2 separate regions of the Homo sapiens genome follow, and region 1 is linked to region 2. Evidence: chromatin contacts called from ENCODE Hi-C or POLR2A ChIA-PET data. All regions are on one chromosome and are shown on one strand. The core of a region is the stretch at or near the end of the contact, and the rest is flanking DNA. Distances in the headings are between cores, read along the strand shown.

The links. Hi-C counts contacts between places; a loop is a spot of excess contacts on that map. ChIA-PET counts read pairs that join two places held with the same protein, here RNA polymerase II (POLR2A). Pooled maps may share reads with other maps.
Region 1: a loop to region 2 is called in a pooled map, with 5 times the contacts of the local background. The contact joins two enhancer-like sites. A Hi-C loop is called at or near these places in 8 of 50 pooled maps. POLR2A ChIA-PET finds 5 or more read pairs at or near these places in 6 of 52 experiments (activated CD4-positive, alpha-beta T cell, activated CD8-positive, alpha-beta T cell, activated CD8-positive, alpha-beta memory T cell and 2 more).

The regions. Positions count from the first base shown.
Region 1 is chr3:187,040,905-187,046,246 of GRCh38, reverse strand. It overlaps ST6GAL1 (ST6 beta-galactoside alpha-2,6-sialyltransferase 1), which reads right to left. Exons shown (of 8, transcript NM_173216.2): 4 at 2,937-3,593. The coding sequence starts at 3,543. Among named protein-coding and RNA genes, the nearest start is that of RPL39L, 96 kb to the left of the region's middle. RefSeq lists enhancers at 1,604-1,713, 1,824-2,093, 4,344-4,413. Within about 2 kb of position 1,811, at least 9 of the 41 ENCODE cell types and tissues checked have a DNase peak (open chromatin) inside an H3K27ac peak, as active enhancers do.
Region 2 is chr3:186,880,455-186,885,812 of GRCh38, reverse strand. No RefSeq gene overlaps it. Among named protein-coding and RNA genes, the nearest start is that of ADIPOQ-AS1, 22 kb to the right of the region's middle. RefSeq lists enhancers at 4,755-5,255, 5,256-5,358. Within about 2 kb of position 2,837, at least 2 of the 41 ENCODE cell types and tissues checked have a DNase peak (open chromatin) inside an H3K27ac peak, as active enhancers do.

The sequences.
Region 1 (5,342 bases), core at 562-3,061, 160 kb before region 2:
TCATTTCCAGCTAGATAGTAAGTTCTGCCTCTTACTTCATGAGCCCTCTCAGGTAAGGTCCTTTCTCTTCATCACTGCTACCACAGCCTGGGCAGGCCTGGCACTTCTGACCTGGTTGTGGCAATAGTCCCTAATAATGGAGACATTATAGAGTACAAAACAGGGACTCATAGAGAAGTGAGAAGTCTCCCTTGTTCAAAAACCTCCTAGGGCTCTCCATGGCTTAAAGAATGAAACCTAAAGTCCTTATTGTGACTATCAACGTTCTCTAAGAGCTAATGCCTAGCTACCTTTCTGGCCTCGTTCCTCACCCATCTTCACCCACAAGGACCCACATGCCGTCCAAACAGGATTATTTGTGATGCCCAAACACACTTTTCCCCGTGCAGCCTTTGCTTCTTGCCTTTGCCTTAACTCAGAATACCCTTCTCTTTCTCTCTAGGACAGCTAATAGACAAGAATAGAAGAAAATTTTTAACATAATAAAAGAATAATCACACCGAATTTTATTATGAAGCTACAATTATTATGAGGCACAACAGCAGAGGTGCCAAGAGTGGGGTCTTTGAAGCAAGCACTCTGCTTTCAAACCTCAGTCTGCTATTAGCCAGTTGTGTGACCACTTGAGCCTCCGCATTTAGCTCTCCAGCAAAATGAGACCAATAATCTTATCAACCTCACAGGACTTCTGGGAGGATGAAAAGAGCAAGGCATGTTAGGAACTCAGCAGATGCATAATAAGCATCACTTGTATTGATGATAGTGTTTTAAAATTATGCTACTGTTTGACATGAAAATTCCAGCAAATCTAGGATACTTAACATGTATGAGTAAACTATCAAAAATAATTGAAAATGACTGAGCCCACCATTGGCTGGTTTGTGAGACTGCTGGAGGCAGAGTATGTTATTACACTCTCTCTGATAGAAAATCTTGCTATGGACAAAAAAAAAAAAGTCATAAAATGTCTCTTACTCGTGTCTTCTAGCCTCACTTCTGAGGATATTTCCCTGTTGAATGTCAATAGTGGTTACCTAAGTTATCTGCACAAAAACCTTGTCAGCAATGTTATTTGTAAAAGAAAACCATTTGAAATAATCTGATCCATCCAGTAGTTGGGAAGAGACTCAACAAATTCCAGATGCAGGAGGAAGTGTATGGGCCTGGCACGCTGCCTGCAACTCGGGCTTCAACAAAGGGCCTTTCCCTTCCCTTTCCCCTTTGTATTGTTGATGAATCCATGAATAAATAAAAGAATATATGAATGTCTTAAAATATTTGTTAGACAAAATGCCAAGAGGATATATACCCCATAACAGCAGAACATTCGAAGTCTAACATGCAATTTTGATTACATCTCAGGATCAAAGTCCTTCTGTGGAAATCCTTATTTTGAAGTTGAAACTGCAATCTATAGAAAAATATTATTTGTATTAATGTTTACTTAAATCACCCCAAATCTTTAAGGAGTGCATAAAATTAAAGCTGTAGTTCTAATTAACAGAGCTATCAGGCCCTGTCTCAAACTTCAGTACAATTTCAGCCAGGCACGCAATATTAACTTGACATGAAGAAGAAGGATCAGCTAATACCTAGGATATCCCAAACATTTGCTACATAAGCAGCAAAAATGGAGAAGAAAGAAACTTAGCTCCATTATGGATGAACAAAAACCAATCACATTTAGTTTCTTGAAAACAAAGTCCAAGAAAAACCAAAAATACAAAAGCAGAAGTTGAGGTGGGGCCGGCCAGCGGGGCAGCTGCCTATTTGGGGAGGTAGAAACTGTGATCTCACCATTTCTTTCTGCTCTAGAGAATCCAGTTTGGGCCTACTTTTCTTTGAGAGCCTGTGCTGGGTTTCAGACCATTTTTCCTGGCAGTCAAATGAAGGAAATAAAAAAGGAGACGTATGACCTCACCTGCTCCAGTACCTCCAGGCTGACAGAGGAGCAAAGCTTCCTGTGCTTTGCTTTCTTTAGCTGATTCATTTCAAATAATGGAAAACACATTCAGCATAAGAGAAATAAGGCTCTCTGTTACACAGGTTTACAAATATAGACAGACTTTCTATCTTGATTCACTACAAAGGGTTTCAAGAAAAGCAAATTAATATGTTGTGACCAGTGACTCTGAAACTTTTTTGGGTCACAGATCCCTTAGAGAATAAACTGCAGTCTACAAACTCCCTTCCTGGAAAAATGCACGGACACACTTATACGCATACACATACATTCTACACACCTAATCCACAGACAGTTTTGCACGCAATTGCAGGGATTCATGACCCTCTGAAGTTGGTCCATAGCCCCCAGTTAAGAATTACTGACCCAATTAAATCTTTTCAAAGAGAAAAGCTGAAAATTACCCAGGTTGTTGAGGCCAATAGAGTCCTCCACTAATCAGGAAAAACAACAGAATTTCAGAACCTGGAAATGATGTGCAGATCTATGCTTCAAGTCTTTTCAAAGGTCAATTGTAGGCTTTTGATTATTGGTAGCAGCGGAACTCTCTTTTTCAAATGAAATCTTCTACACAATTCCAATATTTAAAACAGATGAAAATAAAACTATTCTGTTCCCAACACAAAGAAACAATAAATGTTCAAGGTGATAGATATTCTAATTACCCTGATTGGATCATTACACATTGAATACACGTATCAAAATATCCCCATAAATATATCTAATTATTATATATCAACTAAAAATATTAGGAAACAATAATGAAGCTCTTCTAATTGATAAAAGATGCGGGGGCCTAGAGCGCCATCTGTTCAACTCCCTCTGTGTCACTTGTGACTCTGAAAAAAACACTGCCCTGGGCCCACTCCACTGGTCCGCTGAGCCACACTTGGGCCACTTGTCTCCCATACCATCAATATGCCCAGCCAGTCCCAATAAGCACTGCCATTCACAGAACAACCCCAGAACATACCGATTTCTCTGCCTAGTTGGGAGGACTTCAGAGATCCCGCTGACGACACAACAGCACACCTGCCCCAAGGCCCAGCCTTGGTCCTAATGCTCTCCTTGGGCAGATAACCCTCCCATTCAGAGGTATTGAAGGGAAAATCTGTGACCTCTACCATGGATACATTCACATGGTCCCGGAGGTGGCAGCGCAGGGCCTCTGCACTGAACTTGATGCCTGGTCCTGGCCCCTTGTAGGACACTTTGTACTTGTTCATGCTTAGGTAATTCTTCCAGATCTTTTGCAGCCTAGGGATAAGGTTTTTGGAAGAGCTGTCCTTGTTCCACACCTGGAAGGAGGCCTCTGGTTTGGCCTTGGCTAGGCCTCTGAGACTGCCGAGGGTCTGGCGGCCCCTGTGGGGGTCCTGGGTGCTGCTTGAGGATACAGACTGGGAATCAGACCCCATGGCCAATTTCCCCAGACTCTTTAACACCTGGAATTCCTTGGTTTGCAATTTAAAGGAATCATAGTAACTCCCTTTCTTCTTTTCCTTCCACACACAGATGACTGCAAACAGAAGAAAGACCAGGACGCAGCAGCTGAACTTTTTCTTCAGGTTGGTGTGAATCATAATGAAGATGTGTTCAGGGAAGTCACTTTGTTCTGAGCAGGAAAACAAGCCTAAAAAAAGTGAGACAAGGAAAAACAAATGATGTAAAGAAAAACCCAATGTGGCATGAGGCGGAGCGATGGACTGAGCAATAGATTTGAAATGAGGTGACTTGAATTCCAGCCCTGGTCTACCTCCTGGCCACCTCTGCAGCCTGTTAAGCAATTCTCGACAAAAGTCAGACTCAATTTGGGCTTTGAACGTGGACAGCAGTCCCTCTTCCTCTTCCACTCTTCCACTCCCTTCTTCCTCTTGAGCCATGAACACTTTATATGTCCTCCCATCATTACTTTTTCTATGCTGAATATTAGTTTCTGGTTGCCTTGGTCTACCTCTCTGACTGCACTCTGAGTTTCTTGAAGTCAGAAACCACATCTTGCAAATCACTCAGTTCCTAGGGCCTTGTAACATTTGTTAAATGAAGCCATGCATGCTTGAAAAAAAAATAGAATAAAAAAAAGCAGGCTGACTGTTTTACATCACCAGACCTAAACTTCCTAAAATAGTAAGTGGCCCAACACCCCTTCAAAATGGCCAGAAAAAGACTTCTCGTTATAGATGATGCCATAGATTTCTGATGTATCTCTCTAAGGGCTGCGATGCTGGACTCCTGCATGAGAAGATCGAGGGTTATCTCCACCACAGTTTTGTGCAGTGCCCTGCAAGAAGAGCACTGCTGAGACAGGAAGCTGACTCACCTCATGATAGAGGCTAGGAATTCTGGGTAAGATAGCAGACATGTAGCCAACTAAGGAAATGGAAACAAAAATTCATTAAGCACGCTAGATGTTATTTCACTTAACTTCACCATAACCAGGGCCACCATGAGACACAACTCTGGGGGCACCACGCATAGCATAGTCTAATACGAAGGGCATCTCCTAACCTGTACAGGGTTCACTTCAAAGGTGTTATAATCTCCATTTTATGGATTAGCAACCTGAGGCTCTAAGAAGTCAAGGGAAGTGCCCAAGCTCACAGAGCTGAGGAAATGGTTGCACTGAGGTTCAAATCGAAGTGGATTTGATTCCATAACCCATGTCCTTTCCAGTACAACATGCACAGAACTGCAAGAAGCTCTGGAAAATAGATTTCACTGAGCAAATAGAGACTGAATAGTCTCTTTATTTCTGAGTAAACACCTACTTTGTTTTCTCAGAATTTATTGTGTAACTGAATGGAAACTGGAAGCACTTTGAACTCAAATAATGTCTGTATCTTTTGGAAAACATTACATTCTTTCCCCAATCACTGGGTTTATTTACAATAATAAATCAAAGCAATCACCTCCGGGGTTTTGCTAACCCACTAGGGGTCTGAGGTCCCTTCCCATGGATCCCGCTCCTAAGGATATCAGGAAAAGGTAGTAGGAGTACTGGACTGGGTGTTCACAAAACCTGGGTTCTTATCCCCATTCTTGGTGACCTTGGGCAGGTCACTTAATATTTCTGCCCCTGAGTTTTTCAGAATAATTATCTCTGCCCTATGTGATTTGCAGAGTGTTGGGAGGGCAAAACAAGAGCATGGTATTCATTGGATTTGAACTAGATAAGCAAAAAGGCACAGAAGGTATTCTGAACAGAGACAGGAGAGCAGCAGCTCAGCCTGGGGGCCATGTGGAGGTGATACGGGTAGTGAAGACAGCAGTGTGAAGCCACAGCCATGACTCAGCAGCCCTGAGCTCCAGGCTCTTCCCTGGGAATTCTCCATGAACTGACATCCAGCTCATTCCTGGAATCCATTGGCAGTACCAACCAAAG
Region 2 (5,358 bases), core at 1,588-4,087:
TTAGAGTCAATTGATTTTTAGCAGAAGTGCTAAGACAATTCAATAAATGGTGCTGAAACAATTGGATATGTACATCCAAAAGAATGAAGTTGGACTCTTACCTTATACCACACACAAAAGTTAACTCAAAATGGATTAAAGACCTAAACAGTCTCCCTCTCCCATTAAAGACCTAAACAGTCTGCCTCTGCCTCTGCCTCTGCCCCTGCCCCTGCCCCTGCCCCTGCCCCTGCCTCTGCCTCTCCCCACGGTCTCCCTCTCCCTCTCTTTCCACGGTCTCCCTCTGATGCCTAGCTGAGGCTGGACTGGACTGCTGCCATCTCGGCTCACTGCAACCTCCCTGCCTGATTCTCCTGCCTCAGCCTGCCGAGTGCCTGCGATTGCAGGCACGCGCCGCCACACCTGACTGGTTTTCGTATTTTTTTGGTGGAGACGGGGTTTCGCTGTTGGCCGGGCTGGTCTCCAGCTCCTGACCGCGAGTGATCCGCCAGCCTCGGCCTCCTGAGGTGCCAGGATTGCAGACGGAGTCTTGTTCACTCAGTGCTCAATGTTGCCCAGGCTGGAGTACAGTGGCGTGATCTCGGCTCGCTACAACCTCCACCTCCCAGCCACCTGCCTTGGCCTCCCAAAGTGCCGAGATTGCAGCCTCTGCCCAGCTGCCACGCCGTCTGGGAAGTGAGGAGCGTCTCTGCCTGGCCGCCCATCCTCTGGGATGTGAGGAGCCCCTCTGCCCCGCCGCCCCATCTGGGAGGTGAGGAGCGTCTCTGCCCGGCCGCCCCGTCTGAGAAGTGAGGAGCCCCTCCGCCCAGCAGCCACCCCGTCTGGGAAGTGAGGAGCGTCTCCGCCCGGCAGCCGCCCCGTCCGGGAGGGAGGTGGGGGTCAGCCCCCCACCCGGCCAGCCGCCCCGTCCGGGAGGTGAGGGGCGCCTCTGCCCGGCCGCCCCTACTGGGAAGTGAGGAGCCCCTCTGTCCGGCCACCACCCCGTCTGGGAGGTGAACCCAACAGCCCATTGAGAACGGGCCATGATGACAATGGCGGTTTTGTGGAATAGAAAAGGGGGAAAGGTGGGGAAAAGATTGAGAAATCGGATGGTTGCTGTGTCTGTGTAGAAAGAAGTAGACATGGGAGACTTTTCACTTTGTTCTGTACTAAGAAAAATTCTTCTGCCTTGGGATCCTGTTGATCTGTGGCCTTACCCCCAACCCTGTGCTCTCTGAAACATGTGCTGTGTCCACTCAGGGTTAAATGGATTAAGGGCGGTGCAAGATGTGCTTTGTTAAACAGATGCTTGAAGGCAGCATGCTCGTTAAGAGTCATCACCACTCCCTAGGAAAACCAGAGACCTTTGTTCTCTTGTTTATCTGCTGACCTTCCCTCCACTATTGTCCTATGACCCTGCCAAATCCCCCTCTGCAAGAAACACCCAAGAATGATCAATTAAAAAATAAAATAAAATAAAATAAAAGACCTAAACATAAGAGGTGAAACCATAAAACTCTTAGCAGGCTGGGAGTGGTGGCTGAAGCCTTGTAATCCCAGCACTTTAGGAGGTCAAGATGGGCAGATGGCTTGAGCCGAAGAGTTTGAGACCAGCCTGGGCAACGTGGCAAAACCCTGTCTCTACAAAAAATACAAAAATTAGCCTGGCGTGGTGATACACACCTGTAGTCCCAGCTACTAGGGAGGCTGAGGCAAGAGGATTGCTTGAGCCTGGGAAGACAAGGCTGCAGTGATCCGTGATCAAGCCATTGCACTCCAGCCTGGGAGACAGAGAGAGACTCTGTCTTGAAAACTAACTAAATAAACAAATAAAAGCAAGAATCTAAATTGGCACTTCTGCAAAGAAGATACACAAATGGTCAGTAACCACAAAAATAATGCTCAACATCATTAGTTCTCAAGGAACTGCAAATCAAAACCACAATCAGATATCACTTCACACCCACTAGGATGGTTATAATTTAAAAGACAGATAAGAGCAAATGTTGATGAGAATGTAGAGAAACTGAAACTCTCATGCACTGATGCCAGGAAGGTAAAATGGTACAATGCCTGGGTGACAGAGTGGAGAATCTGTCTCAAAGAAAAAGAAAAATCTTGAAATCGTGTCTTGTGACTTTGGAAAACAGCCTGGTAGTTCTTCGAAATGTTAAACATAGTTACCATTCCTAGGTGTATGTATACCCAGAGAAATGAAAATATATGCATACACAAAAACTTGTACACAAATGCTCTTAGCAGCATTATTCATAATAGTCCCAAAGTGAAAACAACCCAAATGTCCATCAACTAATGAATGGACAAATGTAATGTAGTACAGTAGTGCTTCTTCTCATCCGCAGTTTCACCTTCTGCAGTTTCAGTTACATACAGTCAATTGCATTGGGAAAATGTGAAATGAAAAACTCCAGAAATAAACAATTTATGAGTTTTAAATTGTGCAGGCCAGGTGCAGTGGCTCACTCCTGTAATCCCAGCATTTTGGGAAGCCAAGACAGGCAGATCACTTGAGGCCCAGAGTTCAAAACCAGCTTAGCCAACTTGGTGAAACCTCATCTCTACAAAATATACAAAAAGTAGCCAGGCATGGTGGCGCATGCCTGTGGTCCCAGCTGCTTGCGGGGCTGAGGCGGGAGGATTGCTTGAACCTGGGAGGCAGAGGTTGCAGTGAGCAGAGACTGAGCCACTGTGCTCCAGCCTGGGTGACAGAGTGGAAACGCTGTCTCAAAAAAAAAAAAAAAAAGTTTGAAACTGTGTCTTGTTCTGAGTAGCATGATAAAATCTTATGTCATCCCACTCCATCCTTCCCAGGAAGTGAATCATCCCTTTGTCCTGTGCATCTATGTTCTCTATAACACCATTAGTCACTTAGTAACTATCAGATTGACAGTTACAGTATCACAGTTCTTGTATTCAAGTCACCCATATTTTTCTTGATAATGGCCCTAAAGCACAAAAGCAGTGATGCTGGCATATTTTTATGAATTGTTCTATTTAGTTATTGCTGTTGTTAATATCTTACTGAGCCTAATTTATTTTTATTTCTATTTTTATCTTATAATTTATAAATTAAACTTTATCCTAAGTATCTATATATAGAAAAAAACATAGTATATATAGGATTTGGTGCTATCTGTGGTTTCAAGCATTCCCTGGAGAACTCGGAACATATGCCCCCCAGATAAGAGGAAACTACTGTGTATCCACATAAGGGAGTATTAAGCAATTGAAAGAAATAAAGTACTGGTAAATGCTATAACATGGATGAACCTTCAAAACATTATACTAAGTGAAAGAAGCCAGTCGTGAAACATCATAGTGTAATGCATTACATGAAATGTCCAGGCTAGGCAATCTATAGGAACAGAAACTAGATTAGTAAAAGCTAAGACTGGAGGATTTCAGAGGAAATGAGGAGTAGCTGCTGATAGGTATGAGGTTTCCTTTGGGGATGATAAAATTCGTCTAAAATTGGTTGTACTGATGGTTTCACAATTCTGTGAAACCCAAAAAGCATTGACTGGCAGGAGAGGGGATTCCTTTAAACGGGTGAATTGTGTGGTATGTAAACTATATTTCAATAAAGCTCTTACAAGAAAAAAAAAAGATGGCTATGACATGATTCTTGCTTTGGAAGAGCACGACTCAGACATTTTGAATCCTCTGCATTCCTATAAAAATTTCTGAATTGTTTTAGTGTCTTCCAATAAAAGAGGAAACAGCGGGTACAGAAGAGAATCAATAGAAACATCCACTAAAATATAAAAAGGATTACAAAATAAAAGAGTTTCACCAACACTCCAGGCAACGGGGCTAGAGATTAACATCAGCTCTATTTATACTGTTTGCGCATAATTGCATATGGTTACACATGCTTAAGTTGACTAAAAATTACATCTAGGCCGGGCACGATGGCTCACATCTGTAATCCCAGCACTTTGGGAGGCTGAGGTGGGCAGATCACTTGAGGTCAGGAGTTCGACGCCAGCCTGGCCAACATGGTGAAACCCCATCACTACAAAAATACAAAAACTGGCTGGGTGCGGTGGCTCATGCCTGTAATCCTGGCACTTTGGGAGGCCGAGGCTGGCGGATCACGAGGTCAGTAGTTCGAGACCAGCCTGACCAACATGGTGAAACCCCGTCTCTACTAAAAGTACAAAAATTAGCCAGGTACGGTGGCACATGCCTGTAATCCCAGCTACTCAGGAGGCTGAAGTAGGAGAATCACCTGAACCTGGGAGGCAGAGGTTGCAGTGAGCCAAGACTGCACCACTGCACTCCAGCCTGGTGACAGAGCGAGACTCCATCTCAAAAAAAAAAAAAAAAATTATCTGGGTGTGGTTGCGTGCATCTGTAATTCCAGCTACTGGGAGGCGGAGGCACAAGAATTGCTTGAACCCAGGAGGCGGAGGTTGCAGTAAGCTGAGATCGCGCCACTAGACTCCAGCCTGGGTGATGGATACTCTGACTCAAAAAAATTTAAAAAAATTATAAAAAATTACATCCAGGTCAGTGATTCTCAAACCTTGGTGTGCTTACCTGAAGAGCTTTTAAAAACACATATTGCTGGGCTCCACCCCAAAAACTTCTGATTCGATAGGTTTGGGATAGATCCCAAATTATTTGCATTTCTACAAAGTTCCCACGCTGATGCTGCTGGTCTGAGAACCGCTTGGAAAACTACTGGCTCAGATCTTTTCAAGATGTCATTCTCAGCTCATCTTCATCTCATTAGGTTAAAGAAGTCCTCTAGATGTTGGGAAAGTCAAGACGCACGAGACAGGCTTCCTGACAATGGTAGCTAACGCTCTGGCACTCAGAGAGGGCAAATCAGATGCACCAGGGCCTCTTCTACTTGTTAAAACTACATCTTACACCATGTTGCTTCCTATTATAACAGTAGCTGTTGCAATTTTGTTCATTCTGCCTCATATTGCAACAAAGAAGATTCTGGAGTAGCTTTTTTCTGTTGGCGCTTATTGAGAGTGGAGGAAAATAATGAAAGCCATCGCCCCTAATCACAAGGCATCAAAGCTGTTTTTAGGGGCATGTTTCTCAGCAAGATTTCCTCGAAGAGAAACCAAGGGCTTGGTCATCACTAGAACTTCACCTCTGAAATCTTACCTCACATCTGCAAATCATTCTCTCTCTCACTCACTCTCACTGTACCTTCTTTTTCTCTTTGCATTTCTGTTATGTTTGTTTCCTCCTTTCTACCAATCTGTTGAATCTGTGTAGGCCTCCGTGGCTGTACCCATTGTTGAATACCTAAGCTATTTTCACAGGCCTCCTAGGATCCAGCACCCTACCTGTCCAATGCTAAATTAGTGCTATAACCACCACTTTTCCAGTCCT